2 separate regions of the Mus musculus genome follow, and region 2 is linked to region 1. Evidence: chromatin loops called from intact Hi-C (ENCODE). Cell type or tissue: heart. All regions are shown on one strand. Links, peaks and the distances in the headings refer to the core of each region. The heading gives the core; the rest is flanking DNA.

Evidence for each region. Hi-C counts contacts between places; a loop is a spot of excess contacts. Peaks named below come from ENCODE experiments on the same cell type or tissue, not always from the same donor. Only the 100,000 strongest peaks of a DNase experiment are listed, where the experiment ranks them.
Region 2: it touches region 1 in a loop (2.4-fold over the local background); 4 of 42 quality-filtered maps call a loop at or near these places.

Annotation. Positions count from the first base shown.
Region 1 is chr10:45,116,139-45,132,875 of GRCm38, forward strand. It overlaps Prep (prolyl endopeptidase), which reads left to right. Exons shown (of 15, transcript NM_011156.3): 9 at 4,505-4,702; 10 at 9,826-9,929. Among named protein-coding and RNA genes, the nearest start is that of Prep, 57 kb to the left of the region's middle. In heart, for the core only: no CTCF peak of the experiment used is centred there; DNase peaks (open chromatin) are centred at 6,443 and 7,053; H3K27ac peaks cover 3,273 bases.
Region 2 is chr10:45,176,613-45,193,349 of GRCm38, forward strand. No RefSeq gene overlaps it. Among named protein-coding and RNA genes, the nearest start is that of Gm26016, 84 kb to the right of the region's middle. In heart, for the core only: a CTCF peak has its summit at 9,058; no DNase peak of the experiment used is centred there.

The sequences.
Region 1 (16,737 bases), core at 2,826-10,825:
AAGGCACTCCTGCAGTGTGTTCTCCAGTGCTCTAAGGCACTCCTGCAGTGTGTTCTCCAGTGCTCTAAGGCACTCCTGCAGTGTGTTCTCCAGTGCTCTAAGGCACTCCTGCAGTGTGTTCTCCAGTGCTCTAAGGCACTCCTGCAGTGTGTTCTCCAGTGCTCTAAGGCACTCCTGCAGTGTGTTCTCCAGTGCACTAAGGCACTCCTGCAGTGTGTTCTCCAGTGCTCTAAGGCACTCCTGCAGTGTGTTCTCCAGTGCTCTAAGGCACTCCTGCAGTGTGTTCTCCAGTGCACTAAGGCACTCCTGCAGTGTGTTCTCCAGTGCTCTAAGGCACTCCTGCAGTGTGTTCTCCAGTGCTCTAAGGCACTCCTGCAGTGTGTTCTCCAGTGCTCTAAGGCACTCCTGCAGTGTGTTCTCCAGTGCACTAGGGCACTCCTGCAGTGTGTTCTCCAGTGCTCTAAGGCACTCCTGCAGTGTGTTCTCCAGTGCTCTAAGGCACATGCACTCAGCCATGTAGATCTGGGTTCACATCAGGACCTGTAAGGAACTCCTCCCTGTCCACTGTGCTTTGCAGGGATTTAAGTCTGATACTGCTGCAGTGGACAAGCAGAGAGCTAATCTGAAGGTCACAGGCTCCCATGGGCATTTCTCACTGTGTCTCTTTTCTACAGTTTCCATGGTTTGACTTTACTTCGTCTTCTCCCAGCCTGGACATTTGGCTGTACCCCGCCAACGCCTTGTATTAGTATCCCTACCTTCAACCCTCATACCAGTATCAGATAAGCCTCATGACAGCCCCACCTGCTCTTCCCAGCAAAACCCACAACTCCAGGGCCAAGCTTAGCACAGGCTTTTGCACTAAATTTACAGCTGGCCCTGCCTCCCAGATCCCTGCCTCATGCAGTGCAGACATGTCTCCAGCTGTGGTCAGAGTGGCGCTTTGTCTACCCCAGGCTTCAGTGGGTAAAAGCGAACCATCCTGCTCTTCACAGTGGGAAGACTTACAGCACCAGTCCTGTCTTCCTCAAAGATGTCTTCTCTTGCTCCTAAGTCATAGAGCAGGTCCTGGGGCATTTCATTTCTTGAACATCCTCAGGCCAAGACCCTTTCAGAGTCTCTTTGAGAGCCACTGAGGCAGAACTGTCCCCATGAGGTGGATACAGCAAGGAGCACTGCCGAGGTGCCACACTGGGCCCTACTCTATAGTACTGACATGTCTTGGTGTGTCTGAAGGATACTGTGGAAGCCTACGTCTTTGTGTCGGTACTCTGGTGATTTTACGCATAGCTTAGGTTGGAGTGGTGATTTTTGTAGAAGGACGCTGTCATTGTTTCCCAGCCATCTGAATTCTCTTCTACCATTTAAAGTAATGGGGAGGCTGTGAATTCTACCATAAATGACATCCTATGTCATTTGTATACAATCCAAATTAATAGCTGGCAGTTGAGGGTGCCAGTTTGCTTCTGAAAAGCTGTAGCTCTTTAGACTGGGAAGGGAAGCCTTCAGTATTGTTACACTCATCTCTTAAAAGAAGCAAAGGTTGCTGTACACCATCAGTGCAGAATGCAGTGTTGCGGTACCCTGTCAGTGACGAGTGCCCTATTGTGCCTACAGTCTAGAGGTGACTCAAAGGGCATCTCCAGAGTCAGCTTTCATTCATGATACTCCACGAGTCTCCTGTCCTTTAATTACTCACTTGGTCCAGTTTATAATTCGGATGTACTCGTGGTTAACACAGTTTGATTATTCCCTGATAGCTGGAATTTACTCTGTGTCCACCCATGCTTCCTTCTCTCTTTAGAACAGTAAGTCATATGAACACCTGAGATAGCTTGCTAGGCTGAGCCACTCCTAAGCAAGTGACTTGCAGATATTATGAATTCTTAGTATTTTTGCTTAAGGAAAAGTTTGTGTGGTAATCAAGGCCACCCAAGATGACAGCGGCCAATGTCTTGATGCTCTTGTGGATAATTAGTCACATTCTGAGTGTGAGTTTCCAGTTTGTTCTTGGGTCATAAAAATAAGCAGTGTCAAGAACCCCATCATGAAACCCCAGGAAATCTTGTCCTTTCAGTATGCCTGATGCATGACTCGCTGTGCTGCTGTTTCATCCCTCCCGGCCTGTCCCCACTTCAGGCTGGCTTCTGTGTCTGCCATTCTAGTTCCTCCTTCCCCACCCGCTCATGCTGTACTTGTAGCACATGGGCATGTTAATGGGACATTTTCTTGTGCGGCCCACTGATGATGCGGTCCATGTCTAGCTGGTCTGGGCTCTCTATATAAGGCTTCTAGACAGGAAACCTGGTTTCCTGCAGTGACGTACTGTATGTAACCTGCAAGCCAAGGACAACCTTTCCTTCCTAAGGTGGTTTCAGTCCCGGTGTTTATCACAGCAGCTGAAACCGAGCTAGGACACCCTGTTACACCAAGTCCTGGCAATCTGTGAGCTGTAGCTGTACTCTCCTGCCCGGCTTCATGCCCAGTGTTCCTCCTGGCATATATAACCGTGTTTGTTCTTACTTCCAGCTTTCCGCAGACTCCCTCTGTTTTGCATTTACCTGTCTGGCATACAGGATGTCAGAAGCATCGTTCTATACTGCTGTCCATTCCACTGCCTTCTCAGCAGTGGATAACTAAACTCCCCCCTCTCCCCAGCTCACCAAATGCCCCAAGGCAGGACCACTACCAGCATCACTGTCTTCCAAAACCAAATGGCTTTTTTTCTGAGTCTTCAAAGTGAATCTCCTCATCTTTACAGGATTCCTTTCTGTCCCTCCTGATCAGCACTTGCATCGCTGGGTCCTTCCCTCTCTCTTCACTGTGGCCTTCATTTCTTGACTCACCTCCCATTCTTATAAAAATATTTAATCTCCATCAGGGCTTGTACCTTGCCTTTGGTCATTCAGTTCCTGAGTAAAATACATAAAACCTTTGAATTTATAGTCACACCAGAAGAGGGCATCCCATTGTAGATGGTTGTGAGCCACCATGTGGTTGCTGGGAATTGAACTCAGGACCTCTGGAAGAGCCATCAATACTCTTAACCGCTGAGCCATCTCTCTAGCCCAGAATCTATTTTTCTATCGATAACCCCAAGTTATTACTTGCTGTGTTCCGTCTGAGCTGCTCTTAACTCCAACAGGCCAGCCTTCATGACCATGAGTTTTAGATTGTTACCACATGGCTTCTTCTCCTCTTTCCACCTTCCTCTCCTTCCTTGTGGTCTCATCAGACCCCAAGCCACAGAACCGTAACCTCGCCTATGTCTCTTCTGCCCAGCTATTGGCTGTTGGTGTATTTATTTAACTGATAGTTGTAAATTAGCAAGCAAGGTCACATTATATGTGCGATTCTCTCATTCCTGGGAGCAACCAGGCCTTACGGGGCAGTATTTATCATTACAGTACATATAAAGAAATCAAACCTCCATACACTCTAACAGCTTGTCTCCTGAAAATCCTTCCCAGCCCTTTTCCACACCCCTGTACTTAAAACTCTCATCTTCTCTGGGTCCTCAGCCACCAGCACCTACATCCACATTTTCCATTATGTGCTCATGGGTGTGCTCATGGGTGTCTGCAGAAGTGACCTCAGTCCTCTACCTGTCTCTCCGAGACGATGCACCAAGGGCTTACTACATTTCTGTGAAATGATCAGTCCTCTTGTATTCCTGGATTATGATTTGGTTTTGTTTTTTCCCCCTCTCTATATTCCCATAGCATGGTATCAAATACAAAATAGGCATGTAGGTATTTTCATTACTTCCTATTTCTTTGTGACAAAATGCCTGAGGTAATCAACTTTTTTTTTTTTAAAAAAAGGAAAGGTTTATTCTATTCATAGTATTAGAGGTCCCAATCCATGGGTGATTTGCTCTGTTGCTTCTGGGCCCATGGTGAGCCATAGTCGGCATTGTAACTTACCTCAGGACAGTCAGAAATAAAACAAGAGGAAGAGGGAGGTGGGGAGGGCTAGAGACCTTTCTTCTCCCAGGACCCAGTTCCATCTAACCAACTTCCTTCCATTTTGAAAAGTTCTACCATCTCTCACTGGCTCCATGGGCCGAGGTCCAAGCCTTCAACTCAGGGACCTTTAGAACACACGGCTACAGCTCAGAACAACAGGGATATTTGCAGCCAGCATGTCTAGTGTCCAATCTGCAGAACTCACGCATCCAAGGGTTACCATGACTGCTACCTAAAACGCTATGAAAAAAATTGTTTTGTATAACTTGCAGTTCTCAAGACTGAACTCTGGTTGTTGTACTGTAGTGAGTACCTAAAGGTTGTGTACTCCTCGTTGACTATCACCAAGATGGAGGCTACTTTATTTTCTGGACATAGCAGCTGCGGACATTTGTTAAAGAACTGTGCTGAAGATGAGATTTTCCACGAGTCATGACCTCGTGCACAGTGGGGCTTTAGAGCACAGTAGGGCTTTAGAGCCACTCTCCCGCTAAACGAGGGACATGGCTCTGATTTTTCTCTCCCTGTCATTTCAGAATGGGTGGCTTGTGTCAGGTCCAACTTCCTGGTCTTGTGCTACCTCCATGACGTGAAGAACATTCTACAGCTTCACGACCTGACGACTGGTGCTCTCCTCAAGACCTTCCCCCTGGATGTGGGCAGCGTGGTGGGCTACAGTGGGCGCAAGAAGGACTCTGAGATCTTCTACCAGTTCACATCCTTCCTATCTCCAGGTGAGGGCTTCTTCCTGGTGGTGATGCGGAATCTCTCCTGGGAAATCACAGTGTGATGTTCTGTTTGTCCCTAACACAGGCTATACTCTAGACAGAATCCCTTAGAGAAAAGCAGTTATTCAGAACAAAGGGAAATAAAAAGCTATGTCACTAACTCCTCTGCCGGGAGTGGGAACAGCCCTTGTTCTCAGTGCCAACAAATCAAATGTAACTGTCTTTAAAAAAAAAAAAAAAGATTTATTTATTAATTTTATTATGTGAGTACACTGTAGCTGTACAGATGGTTGTGAGCTTTCATGTGGTTGTTGGGAATTGAATTTTTAGGACCTCTGCTCGCTCTGGTCAACCCTGCTTGCTCAGGCCCAAAGATTGATTTATTATTATAATACATAAGTACACTGTAGCTGACTTCAGATGCATCAGATCTCATTACTGATGGTTGTGAGCCACCATGTGGTTGCTGGGATTTGAACTCAGGACCTTCAGAAGAACAGTCAGTGTTCTTACCCGCTGAGCCATCTCGCCAGGCCCAAAAGTCTTAGTTAGGTTTTTTGTTCCTGTGAAGAGACACCAATACCATAAAAACTTTTTGTTTTTTGTTTTTTGTTTTTTCAAGACAGGATTTCTCTATATAGCTCTGGCTGTCCTGGAACTCACTTTGTAGACCAGGCTGGCCTCGAACTCAGAAATCCTCCTGCCTCTGCCTCCTAAGTGCTGGGATTAAAGGCTCACGCCACCACACCCGGCTTCACAAAAACTTTTATTAAAGAAAACATTTCATTGGGACCGGTTTACAGTTCAGGGATTTAGTCCAGTATCTGCATGGCAGGAAACATGGCAGCCTGCAGGCAGACACCATGTGGGAGAAGGAACTGAGAGTTCTACATCCAATTGGCAGGCCCTAGGAAGTAAGCTGGCTTGAGCTTTTGAGACCTCAGAGCCCACTTCCTAGTTATGTATTTCCTCCAACAAAGCCACACCTACTCCAACAAGCCTGAATCTCTTGATGGCACCACTTTCTATGGCCTATGGGCGTCATCATTGTTATGCAAACCACCATAGTAAGTCTTAGTCCCGCCCTTGATCTGCACAAAAATTTACAGTGCAGATAGCATCCGCAAACCCCATGAGCAGCCACATCCAGCCTACAGAATGCCTCCTAGATGAATCTCACCCTCATAAAAAATAAATAAAATTAAATTTAAAAATGTGTGTTATCCTGGATCTATTGGGGAAGAGAAATATTTCTAAGATGATATTTTACATTTCCTGACATGAGTTAACTTTTCCTAAAATATAATAATATCATTGTATACTTTCTGCAAGGCTGGTCATATTCCTCTTGTTTGTATAGAGGTTCACCTCCACTGTGTAGCATCATAGCCACATGTATGCCGTGTTTTAGCCCAGGAGTCAGTTCGTAGGTGACCATCCTCCTCTGGGGATGTGACCAGATGGGCAGTGATGTCTCATCTGGATGCAGTTCTGTTTGACCCTCTGGGTCCATGTGACATCTTACCTTACGCTGTGACAGGCTGCTGACAGGGCTGCTAGGACCTGAAGAGTGATATTGTGGGTAGGTCTGGGGTGCATAAGGGCACTTCCCCAAGTGCCTTTCAGGGGACTGAGAGGAGCTAGAAAAAGCCAGAGAGGAAGCTGCCCAGAGCCAGCACCAAGAGGACATCAGGTACCCTGCCTCTCCCCAGAGCCCAGAGCTCAGCGGTAGCTGTGAGAAGAGGGAGGCACCCATCCCTAGTGTCGTTCTCAAGGTCTCACGGTCTAGGCATTTACTCTAAACAAGTTATATTTTCAAATGAATGAAGGGCACAGGAACACAGGGTGGGGGTGACTCATCAGCTCTTAATAAAAGCCAGGGTCTCCGAAGGCCAGCAACCTCTCCAGCGACCCCATGTGACCCTTTATTTCAGGAACAGGCTCATCATTATCTGGGGCAAAGGGCTCACTGTCCTAGTGGGAAGTGATGGTTCTGTGCCAAATGGTGAGATACTGCCTGTGTCTGTGGCTCTGAGGATTGGAAAGAAAAGTGTTCCTCGTCTTGGGCCGCCAGCTGCTTCTGAGGAAGCTTTCATTTGTTACTGTGATGCTTTGTCTGTCTCCCTGTCTCCTCTCGTTCATTTTCCCCATCCTTCCCTTCTCTCTTAATGCTATCTGATCCCTAAAACCAGAAAGTGGGGTTTCCAGACTTAGGCCTTCTAACGCCAAGTGCAAAGCAGCCATCAGAGAACGCATAGTTGCCTCTCAAGAAAGCAGGGACTGCCCTCAGCCCGTTTGTGACTTGTGCACTTCAGGTCGCACTTCGGGAGAAGCTGACAGCCAGGCCAGTCTAGCACAGGACACAATGATTCCCTGTGACACAAACCAGTTGGTATTTGAACTGATTAATTCTGTACTTGTAGAAGCTTAGAGGTTAGCTTCAGCCAGACTTGAACAAGACAGTATCTTCCAGGCCTGGCTCTGGGAGGTGGGGAGGAGACAGCCTTTCACATGTGGTTTGGAAGAGAAACCTTTAAGTGCCTTGGCCTGGGTGCTTTGTGTGTTGTCGTTCCCCCCCCCCCCTCCAGTCCTCTTTTTATAGCCTTAAGTCCTGCCCTGCCAGAGCTCCAGAACCCCATTGCCTTCTTCTCTTCATGTGAGCAGTGTTACAGACCCCCCTGGCCCTTCTTCCCTAGCTTTTCCCAGAGCGCTCTCTTCTCTAACTCCTTCCCCCCTCTCCACCCACACCCCTGGTCTCCTTGCCTGTGAGAGTATTAAGTTAAGGAACAACTTAAGGCCAGACACGCCTTTTGACCTTAAGGGACTTCGGTAATCAACTTCTACTTTAAATCTTCAATTCATTTCCTAGACAGCCTTCTGCTGTTTGTGATCCAGAATGCTTTCTTCAGCAGTTTCCCTGTCCCTGTGTGACCTAAATCAGGCGGGACATGATGTATAAGTAGGTCACAGTGGTTCATACTATAGTAAGTAGTAAGAGTGTGCAGTGGGCTAACCTGGGCTATCCCAGATGACTGTGCATAGAGAATATTGATAAAATGCCTTTGTCATTGCAACCATCAAGCTGACCCCCCTCCTCCCTCGTGGAACCATTTGTGGGCCCTTATAGAGAATGGAGGGAAGTACGTACGTGAAGCTCTTTTTAATGGCCACCAGCCTCAGTTGTATACTTCATTCTGTGTTAAAATTGTGTCTCAGCTTTGGTGTATAAACAGGAATGTAGAATGTCTCCTCTCCTTTGTTTTTCGTTAAGGAATTTAATTCCAGTTCCCTGGTGGCTTGCCTGGGTTCACTGAGCTCTTAAGTCTGGCTCCTAAACCCTTCCTTATTTGTGTCGACATCAAGGCGAATCCAGTGATCGTGTGGCACAGGCCTGCTCTTTATTCCATCTTATTTCTTATTTATTCTTCTCTCATACAGTACATTCCAGCAGCAGCAGCCTCTTTTCCCTCTACCCCCAGACCACACTGCTTCCCTTCAGAAAAGAGCTGAGACACCCCACCCCTGGCCCCAGGAGTCAGATTTGTCCGTGGTTGTGGTGGGTACCCTGTAGTGATCTGAAAAACAAAACAAGCAAACAACAAAATCCCTCACTAACTCTCATGCATTTATATTACATGTACTGAGTGTTGGTTCTCACGTTGCTAGGGAAATGCCTACATTGGGGGGTGGGAAGGGTTGAGGGGAAAGAGAGCTGCTGTTTTAACCCATGATCAGTCCGTCTCTCTCAGTCCTGTGGGACTCCTATTTGGCTTCTGGTTTCCCAGCAAGCACTGAGATCCCAGGATCAGTTTTCCTTACACTTGACAATGTCTACTTAAAGTACGTGAGGTACCGTTCCACACTAGCCTCTCTGGCTCATTCCTCAACATGGCACTACTCTTGTCTTGTTTCTTTGACTTAAATATTAAGAGAGATGTACTAATTCCAGGAATTAGAACTTTTATTATTGATTACATAAACTGGAATTCCATATACATTAGTATTTTGCATTGTGCACAATGACTGGGACAGAGTTGAACATCTGATTCTGAAAGGTCTTGTGATGGCTCACCTTTGGTTCCTGACTGCTGCCTACATGTGTGTCCATGGTTAGGTTTGAGTCAGGTAGAAGCCCCAAAGGGATTAGTCAAGAGACCCTGACTGCTTGTAGACCTTGAGTAGGGGCAGTGAGGGGCAGGGCCAGCATTCCCATGTGACCTGGCTTGAAGAAACCTTGTTGACGTCAGTGTTAATTACTTTTCTGATTGCTGTGACAAGCCACTTGACAGGAAAGCAAAGGCAGTGGAAAGATTTCTTTGGGCTCCCAGTTGTGTGCCCGATCCCCACATTCTGTGGCTGTGGTGATTTGAGTGAGAATGGCCCCACAGGCTCATTTATTTGAATACTTGGCTCCGTTCATGGAACTGTTTGGGAAACAGTTGCGAGCTTATTGGAAGATATGAGTCACAGGAGCGGAATTTGAGGCTTAAAAAAACCCATGGATTGCCCGCTGTCTCTTTGTTTCGTGGTCATAGATCAAGGTGTGAGCTCTGGGCCGCTCTGTCACTCTGCCATCATGCTCTCTAACCCTCTGAAATTGTGATCCAGATTACACACTTACTTTAAGTTGCCTTGGTCATCACAGAAATCTAAAAGTGACTAGACAGTGAGGAAGGAAGGCCTGATGGTCAGTGCCTTGCTCATGCTAGGGCAGACCAGGCAGCAGAGAGAAATGCATGCCGATACTCAGTGGCCTACAGTCTGGGGCCACAGTGTGTGGCGTGGTGCTGCCCACCCTTGGGATAGGTCTTCCTTCCTCAACTAAACCTCTCCAAACATTCTCTCCACAAACACCCAGGGCATGGCTCCTACGTTGCTGCAAACGCATCAAGTTGACAGTAAATATTAACACCATGGTGCCGTAGGAGTGGAAGCGGTCGGTGCCAATGGGTATACTTGCCATTTCTCCAGGGTACTGCTCACATCCGACTCTCCTCACGAAGCTTTGCACAGCCACCCAAATGGTGATGGGCAAGGACCCTGATGGCTGCTACCCTCGGGTAGTGTGTAGCATCCTTGTGGCCTGTGTGCTTCACTTTGAAAGTGACCTGAGCCTTTCTTCCCTCTAGGTGTCATTTACCACTGCGATCTTACCAAAGAGGAACTGGAGCCCATGGTTTTCCGAGAGGTGACGGTGAAGGGAATCGATGCTGCTGATTACCAGACAATCCAGGTATGGACGAAATGGTCTCTTTGACAGGAGACAGGAAATCTGACGTTCAGGATGCTGTTCCCATTCCGCTTCGTCAAAAAGCGTAGAGCTAACCCATAGTAATACAGAGGACAAATATGTTTGGTACTCCTGCTGTCTCTAGGCACTGGGCCAGGTCCTTAGGTCTCTGCAAGTAGTCCCTGTAGTTATGGCCTTCATAGTCTTTGGGTTCTATCTGTGTCTGTCTGCCTATGTGAAGTAGTGATTGCCAAGCTCAGGTCTTTACAAGATTTGCTCTGTGTAGTGTCTCCCGATTCAGTCTGAAGTTTGTATGTTTCTGCTGAGCCAGCTGGTGCTCACAGCACATCTGAATGAATGGGCAAACTAAAAGCTCGTCAAGACAACATGCACTCAGTCCCTGATCATTCTTTTCAAGCTAAGTCTCCCCCCCCCCCCCCCCCGCCCGTTTTTGGCTTATTTAGCTTCCTGATGATAGTGAGGCTTCCAGAGAATGCACTGCTGTGTGGAGGAGGGGCGCTCCCACCGGGAGGCTGAATCATGCAGGCTACAGATCAGGAACCAGAATATTGAGAAGACCAGTCCGGTGGTCGTCGTCGTGCACACCCTTAACCCAGCACTCCAGGAGGAGGCAGGAGGATCTGTCTCTGAGTTTGAGACCAGCTTGGTCTACCAATTGAGGTCCAAGACAGCTGAGACTACACAGAGAAGCTCTTGTCTTGAAAAACCATAAAAGAGGAGAGTGCAGTAGACCTCATATTCGGGTACTTGACTGCTTCAAGGGTGGTTCCCTGGCATGATGGAGGTGCTTTACTCTCAGTTGTCTGGAACTAGGTTAGTTGGTGGCTAGATAGAGACCCTAAGTAGAAATGTATTTACAAAAACAGGTGGGAGCTGGATTGGGTATAGGATTGCGGTTTACCATCTGTGTCCTGTGTTAACTGCCAGCAAGCTGGTCTTCTGTTGATTGGAGAACAGCTGTGCCCATGTGTTCATATACTGGCTGCTGAGTATATTGACTGAAGGGCTGCACCACAGACTATGGTCCATTATACATGTCCTAATTTATTTAGTATGTTAGGACCTTTGAGAAAGTCTGCTGGATTATAATCTGTGTGAGTAGTGTTTAAAATCAGAAGCACCAGGCTTATTATTTCAAAAGCCCTTTCAGACAGGACAGACTTCGTCCTGTACATATTGAGTGGCCTTGGGCAAGGCACACAGCCTTTCTGTCACTGCTTCCAACTGTAAGTAGTGTTCGGGATCCCTTTGGAGTTATTAGAAGGCACTGTGTATTGTGAAGTAACATATAGATTGAGTACAGTCTTGTTCAATAGGAATAACTGTAGTGTTTGTGATTTTTCTACATCACTTTGACTGTTAGACACTCAGCTTCATTGCTAGTTGGGCATCTGGGAGGGTTTCCACCCCGCATGCATATAACATGGCTCTGTAAGAGGTGTATTCCTATCAGCTGTTACATTTGACTTTTCTAGTCCTTCCTGGGCATCCCCGGTGAGGACGGTATATATTCATTTTCAGTTCTAAATGCTGGATTTGGAGAGGGGACAGGGAAAGCTGAAGAACAGAGCAGCTAGATTTCCAGGTATTCAGTGTGCCTGGTCGTGCTAGGTACCTGTGCCACTGTAAGACTCAGAGTCTCTGTCCCCAGTGCTCCGTGACTCAAGGCTGCTCTGGCATTGACCTTGTCAGATACTTAGAGCATTACATAGGTAAACACTTAAGGACTAGCACACTGGCTTGCAGAGGGCAGCACACTGCTCAGTGTTCTGTGCCCGTCACGGGCATCATACTAATTGCCACCACTCCGTGGAGCGCTGTTGTTTCAGGCCCATTTGCAGGGGTCTGGGTTTACATTTATGCAGTAGAGACGGGACGCAGATGTGCGCATGGTTTGATGACGCTCTCAGCGGTGTTTCCAACAGTCGCTTCCCACAGCTCTAGGGAGGGCTTTGTGCGAGAGTGAAAAGCATCCTCACGGTGTATAGTAAAGTGGTAAGTCAAGGCAGCAGGTCTGGAAAAACTCATTTTTGTTTCCAGCGATTCTGGGAATGACATGAATTTGTGCTTTTTCTTGGTGTGATTTGAATACACTTCCCTGACTCCTTCTCTTCTATAGGTAAAGTGTGTGACCATGCAGATGTGTAGATTGGCCAATAGGGTTGGCAACCACTAACTAATAGTGTTCACGACCTACCTCCTAGAGGTACCGTCTTCCTGGAGATGCAGCAGCAGAAGGACCAAACGAGATGGAGAGGGAAGGGCAAGGAGACAGCCGGCTAAGCCACCCCATACACACTGGGGAGGGTGTGTGTGGACGGTCTGCATTTCACAAGGCCTGTGCATTTTGCCTGGGAAGGTGAAGGGCCTGGTGCTGAGTTTCATCCTCAGACACAGAACACTGTCTGTGTTGCTTTTACCCATCCTGGTGGCAGCTCTGGGAAAACTGGCCACATCGGAAACACGTTTTCTTATTAATTGTCTTAAGTTACTGTTCAAAGCAACAGGGGAAACAAGTCTCAGAATCAGATCCCAGAGAACTCATTGTCTCTCTCTCTCTCTCCTCCTCTCTGATCCATGTAAGAATTTTAGTTTTAGGTGGGTTTATTAAATCTCTAGTTAATTTATTACCTCCTTTGCTTTTTACTGTAAAACAACCACATCGGGTTGATCAGAACCTGTCTGCCCAAGTCTTTTCCAGAGAAGCTAAGATACATTAGCGATGCCACCTCGTGAAACAGATTGGGGAACCTGCCTGGGAATCTTACCCACACATATTGCCAGTAATACGCGTCTTTCTCTTTTAACAAAAATGAAAGAAAGTTTAGACTCTCAGTAAGTCGATACAGATTTATAACACTGCCAGGGACTGTTTGTTTGAATGCAGACATTCCATAGGTTGGCACTACTCTCCGGGAAATGTCGGCAAGCCCAAGGATTGAAACACACCAAGATCTGAAAAGATGCTACTGCCCTGGTCCAGAGAAAGATGACATCGTGTGTGGAACATTTCCGGCCAGGGGCTGAGAGAAGCCCTCTTGCCGTGGGGGCTGGGGAGGAGAGTGAGTGGTTTACAATCACTGACGCTTAGGACCTCCTGTCTTGTAGAGTGTGCTTCTGCCTTTGCACTGCTGCGAGATCCATAATTTCACAGCCAGTGCGAGAAGCTGAGCCTCAGCGTGCCGTGTGCTCATGGTGCCGCTGGCCCGTGTCATCAGTGGATGGAATTGTGTGCTGTGGTTGAACGGGGCATAACAAAGAAATGGAGCGTAGCCAGAATTCACTTCCTGGCTTCTCAGAGTCTCATTGTGGTTCAGCCAGCTGAGAGATTGGTTTTTTCCCCCTCAGACTAAAATGAAAGAAAAAAATCATAAACCTGAAAATGGACCAGGAGCTGAATATACGCCAACTATTCTCTTTCCTTAACGGTCTCACGTTGTGTAAAAGACGAGATAAATTAGAAGAGCCCCTGTATCCATATTTTATGAGCAGGTGCAGGCAATAGTAAGGATTTTAAGCGTTCGGCCATGGTGTCACTGCCTGTGCCTCTTGTCCTTTATACTTAGTAGGACACTTTCTTAGGGTGACCGTCCTCACAGTGGTCTGCTGTGTACCTCAATCTTAGCATTGACCATTTGTGTTTGCCAACATGCCTTGGAGTCACAGTAGTGGGATATCTTTTCTGTTTTGTTTTGTTTTGTTTTGTTATGTTTTCTTTTGTGGGTTTCTCTATGTAGCCATAGCTGTCCTGGGACTTGCTCTGAAGACCAGGCTGGCCTTGAACTCACAGAGATCTACCTACCTCTGCCTCATGCTGGGGTTAAAGGTGTGCACTACCATCACCCCCAGCATCTGCTCTTTTAAGTTAGGTTTGGACTTTGTTTTTACCTTTAGGTTTCTGTGACCTCGGTAATAACTGATGTGTGGTGCTAGCATACAGGCTCTGCTGTTGCTAGGACATGTTCTTGAGCATGGATAAGCTTTTTGATGCCATGAAGTGTTGCTCCAAGTTCATAGTGCGGCCCACCCGCATCCACGTGAGCTGTCTGCTGTACTAGTGATAATCTTTTTCCGTAACACTGGGTCTGTATACTCAGGCCTTGGTTAGAAACAGGGAGGGGCCGTGGCAAGATAACTCAGCCAGGGAAGGTGCTTGTTGATAAGCCTGGCACCCTGAGCTTGGTCTCTGAAACCCACGTGCTGGAAGGAAAGAACTGATTTGCACAAGCTATCCTCTGACCCCAGTGTATGCCCCTTGCCATGTCTCTGTCTCTGTCTCTGTCTGTCTCTCTCATTCTCTCTCTCTCTCTCACACACACTATGTAACAGTTTTGTAGGTAGCCTAGGGAAGGGTGAAGGGCAGTGTTTTCATGGAGCACTGAGGTCTCACCGTGGCAGTGACCTGGAATGCTATGAGTTGTTCTCAGTTGGCTGCCCCTGCATTTGCATTCACCTGTACATGATGTCGTCCTGCATACACAGATGTCTGTAGAGCTTTGGCACTCTGGATGAGGGTGTAATACCCCTGTGCAGAGCGGCCTGCCCTTCTCTTGTCTGTGCAGATCTGAAGTAACGACGTAGCCGAAAGGATGGTAAGGGTCTCTGTTTCTGTACGATAGAGAAGCACGTTATATGCCCCTTCTGTGGCCAGTGCCTCATCGTCAGTGCTTTCTCTTCCGTGTCTGGAACACAGCATCACTTTGTATCAGCCTGGAAATGTATAACCCACAGTATGAAAGTATCCAGGTAGCCTTGAGAACATAGCCAGCCCTCAGTGAGTAACCATATAAAATCTGCACTGTGGGTCACATAATATCAGAAAACAATAAAAAGCATGTTTTCTTTCATATCTTTTATCTAGCCCATAGTAAGTCTCTATATGTGAACAGATTCCATGCGGGTGCAGTATAGCATGGAGAACAGGGGTTGTATAAGAGGTCGAGAAGAGACTGAATGCACTAACAGACACAAGGTACCAGAGGATATACAGTCATTGTTTTCTAGTTCCAGTTCCGACATGCAATTTTGTTTGGTTTTCGTGGTGGATAAGAACCTAAAATATATTCAATACCAAAAGTGTAAAATCTAATGTTAAACTGTGGCTTTTGTTCCAAATGCCTGTTCTAGCTGGGTAAAAGTTCATTGAGTTTGTATCGACTTTAGGGTTGTCTAGTTTTGGTGTGTAGTGTTTATTAATTTGTAAGTTTTTTATGATAAGGTCTATGACATTAAAATTGAAAATAAAAATACAAAGTCTGTGCCATGAAATGTTCTAGGCTGAGCTTCTCTGGGCTCCTCTGGACTTTGTCCTGAGGAAATGGTTCTGTATTGGATTATGCGTTTCGGTGGGTCCAGGAGAACAGTGACTTCCACTGGTGCCTTAGAATAAGGGGAGGGGCCAGGTAAAGAAACCTGTTGGTTCTCCTGGACGATGTGGGACGGGGCGCCATGGCCCAGCACGGTGGGGATTTTGTTTTGCAAGCTTACTTTATGGAGTTGTTAGTGTATCAGACAGCAACTGATTTAATCTGAACGTCTTAGATCTGTCTGTTTATTGTTTAACAATGCATAGTTCATATTTGATGCTACAACTGTCAGGTCAAACCGAACTTAAGCCTAGCACCACCACCAGTGATAGTTGTTTGTGCTGTAGCTGTCTTCACCCTTACTTAGTGTATGAAGTATTTAGTAATTCAGATATCTGCATGTATTACTGAATTTGGCATTCTGTGTGATAAAGCCTCTTAGGCAGGTTTACTGCTTCCCTGAGAGTTGTGGCTTTGAGGAGTGTAGAGGCTGCCGGTGGTGAGCTCTGCTGATGCTGGGGCAGGTACACTTAAGCTCCACCTTGCTGTCTCTCAAAGCAGTGCCATCCTGTCTGCTCCGTAGCAACGTGGAAAACATCGGTGGCGTCATGGGTCTGCGCTAGCGTCTGTTCCTAACCATTTTAATAATTGGTTTTTAAAGATAGGATCAGTCTGGATGTGGTCTCAGCACTCAGACAGGAGGATCTTTTAAGTTTGAAGCTAGCCTTCATCCTTTCACAATCAAAAAAAAAAAAACAAAAAAGCCAAAATGGCTTTCAGTGTAGACACAGCTCTGAACACCTGGGGAAAGTAAATCAAAAGTGTTCATGGCTTGAAGGTCATAGGCGAGAGCACAGGAGCCCAGTCCTCTTCTGTTGCATGGCCACACATAGCGTAATGTCTCATGCCTGCTGGGGTCTGGCCATGTTATATCTATTCTTTAGCCCACCCCAGCTGAGCTGTGCACTTGAAAGAAGCATAGATCGCATCTGCTGGCATGTAAAGAGTGAGGCTGAGTTACAAGGAGGTATGAGATGTCGTTTAAATCATAGGGGAGATATGTGCCCAGCCCAAAACAACAGAACTGGTTGTGGGGGACACCGCATAGCAGCTTTCCACAAAAGATAAAACAGGAGTCAACTTGATACCTACTTGATACAGACCTGCCTGAAACCAGAGCACTGCATGCCCCCTGGTGGCCAGGTGCCTAAATCTCACCCTTAGAGCCAAGGGAAAAAATAAAGACCCATAGAAAAATTGAAGCCTTATTGATTTCTTCTTTGGCCCATTCATCCTTCAGTATTGAGGTGTTTATTCACACTGAGTCTGTGTACTTACTAGAAATGTGTTTGCTCTCGTTTTAAGTTTTATTGAATTGTGGTCAGATCGGATGCACAGAGTTACCTAAAGTTTTCTGAGTTTGAGAATTGTTTTGTGTCCCAGGGTGTGGTCTGTTTTAGAGAAGCTCCGGCACGCTGCTGAGT
Region 2 (16,737 bases), core at 4,836-12,835, 62 kb after region 1:
CATAAAGTACAGTTGGTGCTGTCCATACTTGGATATGTGACCGTTAACTAGCACATGATCAAGCCACTAAGGGCTACACTCTTAAAGAAAATTGACTCTGTAAACTCATGTTTTATACCAGGCCCCTGTCAGGTAACTGTGCCTGACACCCCCACCCCCCCCACCAAGCACATTCCAAATCTCCAGATTTAGCCTTGATCCCAGATACAGTTTAAGTGTTAAGAGAAAGCATTTCCTACACTCTCCTCTCTTGGATACTGTTGACTTCTTTGTCATAATCAGTTGGCTATAAGAGTATGGCTTATATGTGGGTTTTCAGTTCTCTTCCACTGACTGATAGATCTATTTTTAATGCCTGTACCTTGCCGTGTTCATTACTATTCTTTTGGTTATAACCTGGAATCTGAAATGTGATACCTCTAAGAGTTTTGTTCATTGTTCAGGATTGTTTTAGCTTGGGTTCTTTGTATTTCTATATAAAGTTGGAAGTTTTTTTTTTTTTCAATTTGTGTGAAAACTTGGGCTTGAATTTTGATGGTGATTAAATCAGTAAATTGCTTTACATAGGGTTTTATTGCCATAAAGTGACACCATGCCCAAGACAACTCTTATAAAAAGGAAACATTTAATTGGGACTGGCTTACATTTTCAGAGGTTCAGTCAGTTATCATCATGGCAGCATGCAAGCAAACACGGCACTGGAGGAGCCAAGAGTTCTATATCTTGATCTGAGGACAGCCAAAAGGAGACTGTCTTCTGCAGGTAGCCAGGAGGGGGATCTTTCCTTCACTGGACAGAGCTTGAGACTAGCAGCCCTCAAAGCCTGCCTTCACAGTGACACACTTCCTCCAACAAGGCCACACCTCTTAATAGTGCCACTTCCCATGGGTTAAACATATTCAAGCTACCACATAGGGTCACTTTCACAATGGTAATCCTCTAATCATATATGTGGGAGGTCTTTCTATCTTCTGATACCTCTTTTACTTTTGCTGTTGTTGTTTTGTGGGTTTGTGTGTGTGTGTGTGTCTTAATATTTTCATTGTACAGTCTTTCACTTCCTTGGTTATGTTTATTCCAAGATGTTTTAAAGGATATTTTGAATAAGCATTGTGTAGTGGCTATTCCTGGTTGTCAACTTGACAATATTTGGAATGAACTACAATCCGGAATTGGAAGGCTCACCAGTGACCCTTATCTGGAGGCTTGGAGATCCTTATCTGGATCTTGGTTTGAAGATCTTGAGCCATAGTGGCTATGGATTCCAGAAGATTGAATCTCCGAGTTAAGGAACACACCTTTAATCTGGGCTATGCCTTTCATCTGGGATTAAAGGTGTGGTGGAACACACCTTTAATCTGGGCTATGCCTTTCATCTGGGATTAAAGGTGTGGTGGAACACACCTTTAATCTGGGCTACACCTTTTGCTGGAGACAATATAAGGACATTGGAAGAAGGGAGTCTAGCTCTTGCTCCTGCTCCTTCGCCTGCTTGCTGCGTGAGACTGAGTAACTGCTAGATCCTTGGACTTCCATTCACAGCTGTGACTGAACGATTGTTGGGAATTGAGCTGCCGACTGTAAGTCATCAATAAATTCCTTTATTATCTAGAGACTATCCATAAGTTCTGTGACTCTAGAGAACCCTGACTAATACACATTGTTTCCTTGATTTGTTGGTATGTTTGTCATTTGAATTTAGGAAGGCTATAGATTTTTGTGTGTGCTTTTTTTTTTTTAACCTTGCTTCTTTGCTAATGTGTTTATCAGATGCAGGAGATCTCTGGTCGAGTCTTTAGGATCCTTAATGTATAGAATCACATAAGCTGTAAATAAGGATGCTTAGAATTCTTCCTTTCCTAGCTGTTTCCCCTTTATCTCCTCCACTTGCCTCCTTGCTCTAGCTAGGACTTTTAGTCCTAGGATGGAGAGAGTGGACAGCCTGGCTTTGCTCCTAATTTTTAGTGGAACTGCTTTGAGTTTTTCTCTATTTAGCAAATATTAGCTGTGGGTGCTTGTATTTAACCTTTATTATGTTGAAATACACACCCTGCATTCCTAGATTCTCTAGAATTTTGATGGTGAAGGGATGTTGGATTTCTGGCAAAGCCTCTTCTTCATTTTATGAAATGATTATACACTTTCTATCTTTAGTCTGCATTTGTAGTGGATTACATTTATTGATTTACATATATTGAATCATCTCTCTGTATCTGGGAAGAAGCTTGCTTGATCATGCTGGATCATTTTATAGACATGCATTTGAACTGGATATGCGTGTATTTAATAAGAATTTTTACCTCCATTTTCAGAGATATTGGCCTATACTTTTCTTTCACTTTTAAAATTACTTTATTAGTTCTTTGAGAGTTTCATATAATATGTTTCATTCAATGCTTTCCAGCCCCCTTCCCTATCCACCCAACTTGTGTTTTAATCAATCCTTTAAGACCAGTTTGTGCTGCCTAAATATTCTTGAATGTGTGGCCTTCCAGTGGAGAGTTGATGACTTGCCAGGGGTAGCTCAGTGAAATCTGTCTCTCCCTCTCCTATCAGCTAACAATTCTTCTTCTTCTTCTTCTTCTTCTTCTTCTTCTTCTTCTTCTTCTTCTTCTTCTTCTTCTTCTTCTTCTTCTTCTTCTTCTTCTCCTTCTCCCTTCTCCTCCCTTCTCCTCCCTTCTCCTCCCTTCTCCTCCCTTCTCCTCCCTTCTCCTCCCTTCTCCTCCCTTCTCCTCCCTTCTCCTCCCTTCTCCTCCCTTCTCCTCCCTTCTCCTCCCTTCTCCTCCCTTCTCCTCCCTTCTCCTCCCTTCTCCTCCCTTCTCCTCCCTTCTCCTCCCTTCTCCTCCCTTCTCCTCCCTTCTCCTCCCTTCTCCTCCCTTCTCCTCCCTTCTCCTCCCTTCTCCCTTCTCCTCCTCCTCCTCCCCCTCCTCCTCCTCCTCCCTCCTCCTCCTCCTCCTCCTCCTCCTCCTCCTCCTCCTCCTCCTCCTCCTTCTTCTTCTTCTTCTTCTTCTTCTTCTTCTTCTTCTTCTTCTTCTTGCCAATGTTGTCTGTCTACATAACCCTGTCAGTGCTAGAAGTCTCTATGTAGATTAGGCTTTCCTTGAACTAACAGACATCCCCCTGCCTCTGCCTCACAAATGCTGGTATCAAAGGCTTGCATCATTATGCCTGGGGTCTTTTTTGGGGGGTGGGGATCATTGTCTGGTTTTGATATCAGGGTAGTAGTAGCTTTATAAAAATAACTTGGAAGGTTTCCTTTGTTTTCTATTTTGTGAACTTATTTGAAGAGTGTTGGTGTTAGTTCTTTGAAAGTCTTAAAGAACTATGCACTAAATCCATCTCTAAGCTTTGTTAGTTGGAAGATATTTAGTTACTACTTCTATCTCATTAAATGCCATTACTCTTTTTAAAATTATTTCATTTTGATTTAGATTTATTAAAACATTTATATCTAAAAGTGAATTCATTCTTCAACTTTTGTGAAATATAAAAATTTTAAATATGCTCTTGTGATTCTCTGAATTTCCTCAGTGTCCATTGTAATGTCTCCCTTTCAGCTCTAATGTGATTAATTTTGATTCCCCTCTTTCTTTTTTCAATATGTCTAAAGGTTTGTCAACATTTTTTCCCCTAAGAATCAACTTTTTATTTTTTTTTCAGTACTATTTAAAAACACAATGTATTCCTTGGTATAAGACCTTCTAGAACAGGTTTTCTTCCCTCTTTTTGTGTTTGTTTTGTTTTGTTTTGTTTTGTTTTGTTTTGTTTTGTTTTGAGACAGGCTCTTCTGTGTAGCCCTGACTGTCGTGGAACTCACTCAGTAGACCAGATTGACCTCGAACTCAGAGATACCAGCCTCTCAAATGCTGGGATTAAAGGCAGGTGCCACCATTGCCTAGCTCAGAACAGGTTTTTCAAACCCCTCAGAACCACAGAAAGCTCTTCTGCTATCTTAACAGGTATTTGCCATTCTTAAATGTTCTCATTTTCAACCACAGTTATATTACTATGCAATTATTCAGACATCTTATTCAATTCCTTCCAGGTTGAAGTGCTGTAGACATCAGGACATTAGTAAAGCAGAGCCTCTCCCTACCCAGGAAAGCACAGTCCTATGTGGCACAGACAAGGAGATAACCAACCACATAATTAGCTGTAAGTAATCAGAACCTGGGACAGTAGAAATGTGCCATATGTGATATCAGCGAACTCAAGAGTCTCTTCTCACATATGCTTTCATGCCAATGTTACTAAGTCATGTTCTACAAGTGCCCTGACTCCCTTTGTATTCTGCATAGATGGAAATTCCATGGAACTGAGTTGTCCAGGAGATTACTAATAAAGCTGCATTATATCAAATCATCGCAACTCAAACCCAGTAGCTCCTGTTCAAGTCAAGGCGACTGATGTCCTGGCCAGTCTCTCATATGATAGGGCTCTACACCAATCTTTGCTAGAAGTCAGATGGAAGAGGAAGCCAGTGTAGCAATCTGCCACACTTACATAGTGTTCTGAAGCACAGCCTTGGGGTGAGGGTGGGGGGCATGAGCTCTGGAGACCAGGTAAGTGGGAGATAATGCTGCTTTAGCATAGACATCAGACCAGCAATATGTGCATTTAACAAAGCTGTGCTGGGGGAAAGGGAGGCAAGGGAGCTAAAAATGGGTAAAGAAAGGATGTTATCAAACATATCGGGGGGAAATCAAACAGTTGAGGCAGAGCAATGCCAACCTTCATTGGAAAGGTGCTGCTAGAATGTTGAAAATTCTAAGAGATGCCTTTAAGTAGACACTTGCAGGTCTCTTATTTCACATCATGTGCTGGGAGCTGGCAAGGCTTTATCAGAGAAAGGGCACAGCTCTAAGCCTGGGTTATAGCCAAAGAATTCCATGCTACTTACTTCATTCTATCATAATCTGACAGTAGGAATTATACTCTTAAGAAAATATTGTTCAGCCGAATAGCTAGAAAAGAATAATCAGGGAGCCAGGAACGCAAGGCTCAGCAGAGCCTGCAGGGAAAGGGTTGCTAATTCTTGGCATCATGTGTTTCTATGCAAACATAGAAGTTGGTATGCTGTGGGCCTGATAACTCAGAGAGTTTGCATCAAGTGCCAACAAAGCAAAGCGCAAATCCATAAAAGGTAAAGAAATGAGATTTCATTGAACATGAACGTATAGAAGCTAAGTCAGTGATAAATCTTGCCAAACACACACACACACACGTTGATTAAAATGGGAAAAAAATATTCTAACACAAAAGTGTAACTTGGGAACCAGGGGCACATGTCTGTGACTTTGGCATTCAGAAAGTTGAGGCAGGAGAGTGGTGAGTTTGACCAGCTGGGGCAACATAGTAAGACACTTCTCTCCTTCCAAACAAGAAGGGGAATTTGGACTTTAACAGAAGGAAAAGCAGCAGTGGTTAGAACTTGCACCGAACAGTTGTGCAAGTTCTTTGGAGTGTGTTTCTGTGTGTTCATTCAGCATGCCTCACAGATCCGGGTACTGAGCATGGATGGAAAAAGCCTGATGACACAAGACTCTGGAAATATTTGCCTTTACCATCAATTCCTTGGGGCAGAAAATAACAAGATTTGGCTGTCAAAGAGAAACTACATCCTAGACAGAATAATGGCACCACAGAGATGCCACAGAGTTGGAGGGAGCTGTGTATAAACCCACATATTTTCCAACAGGAAGATTACAGTAAGTGAGGCAGTGGAGCTTAAGAATCTGAGGACAAACAGCAAAGCCTTATCCCACGGGAAAGAAAAATTAAGGGAGACATTGAAGAAGCAGCAAACAGCCCTCACGTCATATCTGCCACCTTTCTAGACCCTCAGGCACAGCTCAAGCATAAAATCACTAGATTAGATGATCCCTAAGACAAATTAAGTTTAAACATTCAATATTAACTTTATGTTAAAGAGCATAAAACAAAACTAGGCGAAATCAAAGTTACTTGTTGAGAGATTTTATCAATATATGATGAACTACACTGCTTAGTTAAAAATCCACTGCCCTACAGTAGAATTTGGACATAGTAAGTGAGTTGGTTCTAAATAGAGTTTAGCTTCTTTCCATCTGAAATCCCTTTTCACCCAAGAAAGTATGGGATTTCAGGTATATAAAAATAACTGTACATCAAACATCTACTGGTAATATGTCACAAAGAAATTTAATTAAAAATAATTCTTTACGTGGCACACGCCTTTAATCCCAGCACTCAGGAGGCAGAGGCAGGCAGATTTCTGATTTCGAGGCCAGCCTGGTCTACAAAGTGAGTTCCAGGACAGCCAGGGCTATACAGAGAAACCCTGCCTCAAAAAAACAAAACAAAAAACAAACAAACAAAAAATTCTAAACATAATATACATAGTATACTTCATAGTATATCTTCATCACTTATAGAAGACAAAAGCAAATTTATGTGCTAATGAAATGTGTATTATTGTTTATTTTTGTTTTATAGAGAGTCAGATCTTGCCTGGATAATTGATATTGCAGGATGTAGAGTGCCCTCAACATTTTTCAGATTTCTCAAATGTTTTGACTTATAATCAACAGTGCTGAGAATGCTACTTCCCATGTGTAGTACAAAAATGGCAAAGTATGTAAACATCAAAAATTGCTGGAAATTCTGTTAAATCTAAGTTCAAAATAACTGAATGATTTATGAAGCTCAAGTCAAGAACTCAAATAGCAATTTTTGAGTTTAAAATTTTTTTAACATAATACAGTGTAAAGAGCATACCAATTTGATGAATGATGAAAAGAAAATGTTAACTGTCTTTGTTTTCTATATTAGTTTTTGTAAGAGTATAAAACTTTCTTTTTTTTTTCTTTAGGGTAGCTCTTAACTCTTTATTAAGAAATAATTTCCACAAAGAAATCAGTTTACATTTAAAATTTCCAAACATATTTATAACAAAGGACACAGCAAATAATACATCTTAATTTCGATCAGAATTGATTTTGATTTGAATCACATCCGTGTACTTGGTGAATACTGAGTGCTTGATTCTCTTCCAGATTCTGTCTCAAACACCTTGTGCATGGAAAGCCATTCTAGCCTCATTTAAAACCTTGAAAGATACAAGTAAGAGCTTCACTTTACAAACAAACGAGGTGGAATCAGAGAAATTCAGAGATGATGAAAATTTACAGGACTTGGTAGATATAGAGCTATGTGACAAGACCTCGTGGAACTGGATCCAGAATTGGCTCTGAGCTACAGTGTGGCACCGCTTAAAACACTGGCCAGTTGACCAGACCAGTGGGAAAATATCTGCCTTAAAGTTAATATCACACTTGTAGATACTAGCAGGCTTGAAAGTCCCTGGGAAGGGTCCCTTCCTCATATTCATATTCTAGCTCTACTGCATATATCCTTGGTGATACATTGATTTTAGAAAGAGGGAAATCACAATTTCCCTTCCTTAGCTATGTGAAAGGAAGGAGAAATGGGCAAAGATAAATACTGCCCACTCCCTTAAGAGATAATCTTCCTTAAAAGGTAATCTAAATATTTATTCCTCTTATTTTCCTCATTTGTTAGTTTATCCCTTTTCTTTTCTTTATTTATTTTAATTAGATGTTTTCTTTATTTACATTTCAAATGTTATCCCTCTTCCCAGTTTCCTCTCAGAAAAATCCCCTATTCCCCTCCCCACCACTCTGCTCCCCAACCCACCCACTCCTGCTTCCTGGCCTTGGCCTTTCTATGTACAGAAAAAAAAAATGCAATTCAAAACATAGCAAAAACCCAAATCCGAGCTGAGGAGTCTCAGGCTGTGTTCTTTGATGTTATACGCTGTGACCGCATGTGCTGAGCTAAGTGCACAAGTGTACTCAAAACCAAGGCTGCAGCAAAGTCACAGTACAACACAGCAAGCACTTGCCAGAAGCACCTCAGATCCAGTCCATGTTTGTTTTTTTATTCAGTCCTGGTCATTGTACATTCAGGATTCTTTCACTATTGAGATCTATCTATCTATCTATCTATCTATCTATTGCTACATTCAACTATATAAACCCATGAGCCACTGTGGTGTACTGAATATGTTTGGCTTAGGGAGTGGCACTATTAGGAGGTATGGCCTTGTTGGAGTAGGTGTGTCCTTGTTGGAGGAAGTGTGTCATTGTAGGTATGAGCCTACAACAAAACAGAAAGAACTTCATCCAATGGACTCACCTAGTAGAGCTTGGGCTATCTGGATGGATGGCTTACCATCCATCTTGCCTTGGTATCAGGAAGACACTTGTAAATTGGGTGGACTTGAATTTTGATCTCCATCATTGCCAACACTGGATCAGGCTTAGGATGCCCACCTTGAAGACGGTACAGGTTCTTGCAGGTATTAAATTGGGATGCTACCTAGTCATTCCAAGTAACAAAGGAACTGCAATGATATCTCAGACCGCGTAGCATACAGCTAGACTCTCATTGCTGAAAGTAGAACAGGGTTTAGCACAGGAATTTGCCTTGGATCTCAGTGCTACAGTAGCAAAACTAAACTCAGATACAGCCTAACAGTACTCACATCCAAGCCAGTGCACAAAGGGTACAGCCCAATGACCAACAACCATATGGCCCGAGTCTATTACACTTTTAATCTGGCCAACGTCACATGTGGCTGCTTGCAGTGGAATTCACTTCAACAATAGGCATCCTATAGTAGTGTAGACATTGGTCCTTCTTAGTGCTGTGTTCAACTAACCAGGTTGTGGCCTCAGTGTGACAGAGTTTTATAGATTGATGGGCAACCAGGTAGGCATAGAAACATATAGTTGGTTGATCCGTAGTGATTGTATCTAGAGCTGAACTAGACAGAAAAATCTATGTTCCCTATTGACCGGGAAGATACCTGAAAGTCTACCTCAGCCCAGGGAAAGGCTTGAGAGATGAAATTCCTTTTTTTTTTAGCACATCCCTGATTCATGCTGTACAACCCACCACAATAAGCCAGAGAATAGATTGCCCGTTAGTGCTTAAAACAGAGCAGCACATCAAGCCTGAGTTCACTGTAAGCCTGGATGTGGGTCTCCATCTAGTGTTGACATAAGAGCAATGACCTCAGATTGAGAGAAACTAAGATAAAGAAGCTCTACAAAGAGCAGAGCAGGGGTGGATTAAGAACATGGAAATAGTCCTGCTTGCCTGCCTGTGCTCTGTGTACACACCCCTTTCAAGTAGAGAGCCCTAACTCCCCCACTCAACAAAGTGACTCCTAATAGCATATTATTGTATCCATAGACCATTATCTCACTCAGCCCACATCAGAGAAGCTTCTTCTTGCAGTAGATGAGAATTAACACAGGCCAGCAATTAGACAACTTGCAGAGGACGAGAGACTTAAGAACACTCAGTCCTGAATGGAATGTCTTCATCAAACTCCTCACCTAAAGGCTCAGGGATCTCTGCAGAAGAGGAGGCAGAAGGAATGTAAGGTGGTGGAGGACCCCAAGAAGGCCATGGCTTCCAGACACAACAGAACTGATGCATATATGAACTCACAGAGTCTTTGGTGGCATTCGTGAGTCCTTCCTTCACAAGCCAGAGAGGGTCCTGGCCCTGAGAGGGGCATGTAGACAAAGGTTTCAGCTCTAGTCAAGGAGCTCTTCACAACTGATACCTGCTAGCAAATGAAAATCAGGTTTTCCCAATGAAGTCTCACTGGATATATCAACCATACACCAGGGCAGGCCCCATACCCAGTAGTTGGCTGATACAAAGCAAACTCAATGGTGTTTGGTGGGCTTTTGTTTTATTTTATTACTTGGGGTTTTTATTTTATTCTATCTATCTGTATCTGTATCTGTATCTGTATCTGTATCTGTATCTGTATCTGTATCTGTATCTGTATCTGCATCTGCATCTGTATCTATCTATCTATCTATCTATCTATCTATCTATCTATCTATCTATGTCTCATTGGAATTCTGCTTGCTTATTTTGATTTTCATTTTTGTGGGTTTTTCACCTTGGCATGTTGTTGTTTATTGTTGCTGTTGTATTCCAGCCAGAGGGATGAAATGTGTGTTCTGAGGGCCTATTTGTATTCTAGCCAGACCACAAAGACCTGAATGTCTTTGGATGTGACCCCTGCCAGAACAGCCTTTTTACTCGATTAAAATTCCTCTACAATAATATATATGCAGAGGACATGATGCAAACCCCTGTAGGCCCTATGCTTGCAGCTTTAGTCTCTGTGAGTTCATATGGGCTTTGCTCAGTTGATTCAAAAGGCCTTGTTCTCCTGGTGTATTGTGTGTCCTCTGGCTCCCACACTCTTCCCATCTCCTTTTCTGAGAGGTTCCCTGAATTCTTAGGGGAGATATTTGATGGAGACATCCCCTTTAGAGCTCTGTGTTCCAAGGTCTTTCTGTGTGTGTGTGTGTGTGTGTGTGTGTGTGTGTGTGTGTGTGTGTGTGTGTGTATGTGTGTGTGTGTGGTATCTGGTTGTGGGTCTCTGTATTTGTTCCCATCTGCTGCATGAGGAAGCTTCTAGATGATGGCTGAGCAAGGCACCAATCCATGAGTGTAGAAGAATAGTATTGGGAGTTATTTTATTGTTACTTTTAAAAAAAGTGGTCAGTAGTATTTGCTTTAACCTTAGGTCTCTGAGCCATCTAGTCTAGTTCTTGGCCACCCAAACAGTGATTGGTAGGGTTCCATCTCACTATAGTGGAGTAGACCTTTAGTCAAATCAGACACTGGCTGGTTTCTCCCTTAAACTTTGTGCCACCATGGCCCTATCATATTTGCAGGCAGGACAAATTGTAGATCAAAGGTTCTGTGGCTGGGTTGGTACTTACCATTCTCTTTTGGTAACCTGTAGAGTCCACAAAGACACTAAAACATGGTGGTGGACATTCTATGTAGATACCAGATCAACCGCTCAATGTCCAATGAGCTGGTGGGGGTATTGTCTTTGGGGGGGAGGGAATCTGGCTGTCGGTTTGTGGAATGTAGCCTATTGTCTTGGCAAGAGCCTGGGTTGTTTGGTGATTTCCATGGGACCCCTTTGTCCAATAGCTCAATTTCCCAATAACCCCTACACTGCTTTGGTGACAAGAGAAGGCCAGCGGGAATTATGTCTCCCTCATTATTTGGAGGCATCATTAGGATTGCCTTCATATATTTTAGGAAGTTTCCACTGCACTGGGTTTCCACACCACCCTTTAAATAACTCTTAATTCTAGCTGTCTCTCCCTGCATTTTTTCCCCAACCTATCTCCTCTAAAATACTTAAAGAAATGTTAAACATCCTTAGCCATCAGGGAAATACAAATCAAAACTACTTTGATATTCCATCTTACATTTGTCTGAATGGCTAAGATCAATATCACAACTGAAAGCTCAGGCTGGTGAGAATGTGAAGCAAGGGAAACACTCCTTCATTGGTGGAAGAAGTGCAAATGCATACAGACACTATAGAAGTCAGTATGGTGCCAGGCGGTGGTGGCACATGCCTTTAATCCCAGCACTTGGGAGGCAGAGGCAGGCGGATTTCTGAGTTCAAGGCCAGCCTGGTCTACAGAGTGAGTTCCAGAACAGCCAGGACTACACAAACAAAAAACCACCACCACCAACAACAACAAAAGAAATCAGTATGGTGGTTCCTCAGAAAGATCCTCAGAAAGATGGGCATCAATCTACCATTCTTGGATATGTACTCAAAGGACACTCCATCCTACCACAAAGACACTTGCTCAACCATGATCATTGATGCTTTATTCATAATAGACAGAAACTGGAAACAAACTAGAAGCCCTTCAACAGAAGGATAAAGAAAATATGTGATGTAATTGCACAGTGGGGGTATTACTCAGCTGTTAAAATAAATGACACCATAAAATTTTCAGGCAAATGAATAAAACTGGAAAAAAAAATCATCCTGAGTGAGGTGACCCAAACCCAGGAAGATAAACATACATGGGTATAAGCCATTAAATGAATGATAAACAAGTTACAATCTGTAGACCCAGATAAATTAGGTATAGCAGAGACAGATGGATCTCCTTAGGAGGGAAAAGCAGAAGAGATTTTATTGTTGGACTTGGGGTGGGGGTGGAGAAGGAACATTCCCTTTTTTCAATCATGTTGTCACTAGCATTTCAAAATACAGGAAAAAGACAAAAAGAGACAAACCAGAAACACTAAACCACACTCCAGGGTGTCCTCTGACCCCTGCACATATCCTGTAGCACATGTGTGCCCTCACTCACACAGCACACACACACTCATACACATCATACACACAAAGAAGATTTTTAAAAAGAGTTGAGATATTTCTTCCAAGATAACACAAAAAACAGCTGGGGAAAATGACATGAAAAGTGCTCAGTACCCGTGATCATCAAGGAAATGCACATTGAGACCACAATGAGAAAACCCCTCCCTCCAGTAAGAAGTGTCAGAATGAGTAAGAATAGCAAGTGCCGACAAGCGTGTAGGAAACATCACTAGCTGGAATAGCAGCCAATAAACCCATTATAGAAAACAGTGTAGGTTCTCTTCATAAAAATAAAATTAAACAGCCACATACTCCAGGAAATTCGCTCCTGGGCATATACATAAAAGAAATGAAATCAGTATGTCAAAGAGACATCTGTATCTTTACGTTCTCAGCACTGCATGCTCACCACAGAACTATTCAAATAGTCAAGACATGGAGATAACCTAACAACCTAAGTGCCCATTCACTGACGAACAAAGGAAACATGGTTGCATGTACAAAATAAAATGTGATTTGCTCATTAAGAAAAGAAACCCTGTGATTTGTAACAACATGGATGGGACTGGAGGCAACATTTGCTAAGTGCAATAGCCAGGCATAGACAAGTACCAGATGATCTCCAGCATCTGTGGAGTGTAAAAGAGCTGCTCTCTCAGAAGGGGAGAGTAGGGTGAGGGTTATTAGAAGCTGAGAGTGTTGTAGGATATTTGATTTGTAACTGAAATGGTGTTATTTCTAGTTGTGGTGTGGCTCAGCACTTAGCACACACCTTTAATCCCTCTGGCTGGAATCAGACACCCTTTAATACACACTCTTAATATCAAACAATAAAGGCAAAGTTAGTTTGTAGAAGAAAGCATCCAGGTTTGAAAGCAATGCCTAATTGGGTAGCAGACAAAGAGATGAATCAGAGAAATATTTGACAGGATAAGATATGCCAATTCTCACAAGACGAAAGGGAAGCTCCTTTAGGGGCAGTGCAGAGAGGAGAGGAGGCAGTTTTACTGGGAGAGTTGTACAGAGACAGGTTGAAGAGAGAGGACAAGCTAGACACCAGTGAAGGCAGAACAAACCAGAAAATGAGAAGGAGCTCAAAGATTAGAACAGATTGCTAGAGTTAGTTTGAGGCCAAGCAGGGCAATTCAATGAGAAGCAGAAAAAAAAAAAAAAAAAAAAAAACAGATTGAATCAGTCAGCTTGGAGAGGAGTTTTGACCTGGAACAGCTGCGGTGAACCAGCTAGTCAGAGATCAGCTGAGGTGAACCAGCTGGTCAGAGATCAGCTGAGGTGAACCAGCTAGTCAGAGATCAGCTGAGGTGAACCAGCTGGTCAGAGATCAGCTGAGGTGAACCAGCTGGTCAGAGATCAGCTGAGGTGAACCAGCTAGTCAGAGATCAGCTGAGGTGAACCAGCTAGTCAGAGATCAGAAAGAACCAAAATGGGCGACCTGATTCAGCCGTGAGTCCTCAGAGGCTGAAACATTCTAGGCCTAGATAAGATTGTACAGAGGCTGGAAGCTTCCAGGACTCGGTCTAGGTTAGCAGACTAAGGTTAACCTAGTTACTGTAGGTGTTCAGGAAAAATCTGCACGACTTCCATGGTATGCAGCTGACCCTTGACAAAGCAGCCCATGGTAAAAAAAAAAAAAAAAATGGCAGAGAACAGCTGAAGAGAATGTTAAGATTCAAATTATTAGTGGACATTTATTTCATCTATTTGGTGTTAGCTTTGCTTAAAACTGCAACAAGCTGATACGGACAACCTGGTATATACTCAGCATCAATATGGCTGCCAGATCAAGAACAAGTGAAGCAATCATCACTCAATAATAACCCGAGAAAGTGATCAATATATTGACTACTGTCCAGCCCTGGGGAAGCCTCACCAACCTGTGTGTCTTCTTCATGGTTCTCTGGAGGAAGATGAAAAGACTGTATTCATTCTGAACTGGGAAACCTTCACTCTAAAGGCAGAGGCTTGGCCAAAGCTACTGGAGATGCTCGAGGTGAATAAGCTGATGGATGTGTGTACGTGTGTGTGTGTGTGTGTGCATATGTGTGTGTGTCCTCTCGAGTGTGTGTGAGCACGTGCACGTGCATGCGCATGCGTGTGTATGAGTCAGATGTCTTTTCCCAGGCTCAGTCCACTGTGTTTTGTTTTTAAACTTTTAATTTATATTTACTGTGTGGGTAGGTAGATGAGCATGTACACACTACATGTGTGTGGAGTTCAGAGGACAACTTAACGAAATCCTGTTCTCTCCTCCCATGACATGGATTCCAAGGAATGAATTCAGATTGGCAGGTTAGGAGCAATCACCCTGGGATGTATTTCACCTTCTTTTATGAAACAAGGTCTTTGATGGAACTAAGCGTTGAGTTCCAACAAAATCACACGATGTAACAGGTCTCACGTGGGAGGTTTATTAAAGGAAGAGGTAATGAGGTACAGAGGCTGCCTCTGGGTGGAAGGGAAGAAGGCAAGGGGGCAGAGAGGAAAAGCCTGGCTTTTTGGGGGGAGGGGGAGGGGTTTAAGCCTGACTTTTCATGGGGCTGTAGTGCATGCGCAGAAGGACATGTACAAGAGGAGACAATGGGGATGTGTCACCTCTGGACAACTAGAAATGATGTGTCTTGTCACCAGGTCCCTCAGGGCTGACCATGAAGGTGCCTAATGGTCCCATTGGTGCCAGGTCCCTCTGGGCTGGCTGTGGACGTGCCTGATTGCCAACAGTCTTTAACTGTTCCTGAGCTCGCCAAAAGGGCAGAATGACCGGACAGTGAACTCCCGGTGGTCTGCCTGCCTCTACATTCCAACTCTGAGATTAGAAATATTTGACAGTATGCCTCTTTTTTTTCTGTGGGTTCTGGGTATCAAAGTCTGGACCTCATGCTTCTGTAATAATTATTGACAGAGTTAGCTTCCCAGCTATAAAGAGTGTGTGTGTGTATTGATTAATTAATTGATTGATTGATTGATTAATTGATTTAGATGTGTATGGATGTTTTGCCTGAATACAGGCCTGTATACCATATTCATGCAGTGCCTTTTGAGGCCAGAAGTGCGTGTTGGATCCCTCGGGACTATTCCAGATGATGGTGAGCCACCATGTGGGTGCTGAGAGTTGAACATGAGTCTTCAGCAATTGCTTTTATCCATATAATCATCCTTGTAGCCCCCCAAACTCACATTTTCAATGGTGAAAAAAGTCACATTTATAAAAAATATTTTAAGCTTATGAATGCATTGTAACGCCAGCATTAAGGAGGTTAAAGAAATCAAGGCCAGCCTGGGCCTTGAGACTTTGCCTCAAAACAAACAACAATCCAATCCAACAACTTGTCCACACAATTTCAAAGCACTTCACAAACACCCAGTAACTGATGTTTTCATTATTGTTCAACTATTATTAGTTGAGTTCTGGTTCTTTGAATCCCCAATACAGTCAGCCCTTTCCTGAAAGTATTTGAATGTATGTTTAAAAACTGAAACTGAAGCCAGGAATGGTAGTTCATGCCTTTAATCCCAGCACTGGGGAGGTTCCACGAAACCAGACTGGTTGACATGTTGAGTTCCAAGCCAGTCAAGGTTATAAAACTAACCTAAACCTGTTATCTAAAAACTTTTGAGGTCCAGGAGTCACCTCACAAACCACACAAACACCAATCTCAGTCAGATAGGAATGGTTTATTGAATACATATCCTAAGATTAATCAGTCAGGGCTGTAGTGCTCAGAACTTAGGGCCTGAGGGCATGACCCTGAACATCTTTCTCTGTTAGCTTATAAAGGCTAAAACTGCAAAACCCACAATGAGCTTATACGCAGGTGCAGGAAGTGCTGCCCAGTGGTCAGCACAAACTCAAGCCATTTTAGACATAACAGTTCATGTTGACCTTTAATTTTATGGGCCCTAAGTAAAGCTTTGTGGAATTTCTTAATTATTAAAAAACCCAAGAGTATACAGAATGCAACATGATATGTGATCAGCATGACCTTGCTCTGAGTCAAATTATTTTTCTGTATCCATGACTAACAGGCACATTACAGCAACAATATAAAATAACTGGCAGGCATGGAACAGAATGGAAATGACTACAGCTATGCTCTGGGGAATGACTTCAACGAAAACAAACAACAAACAAAAGCAGAAAATACCCCCATAAAACAAATATAAAGCCCACAAACAAACAAACAACAAAAACAACAGAAAAACTGAAGTTGATAACCAACATCATACACGCCATTGAGACAATTATTTTGACTAAGTAAAAACTTTAAATGATGATATTGTAAATTTAGGTGAGCCAAATAGCTACTAATGCCATGATACAAGATACAGCAAGAACACATGGTTTTGGTGCCTTTTGAGTCATTACTGTGACCACTTGTTCATTTTACAAATGATTTCAACTATGCCCTTAGAAATTGCCCATGTCTTCATCAACTATAAAGGAAGAGGAAATATAACCCAGAACTGAAGTAAATGGTCAT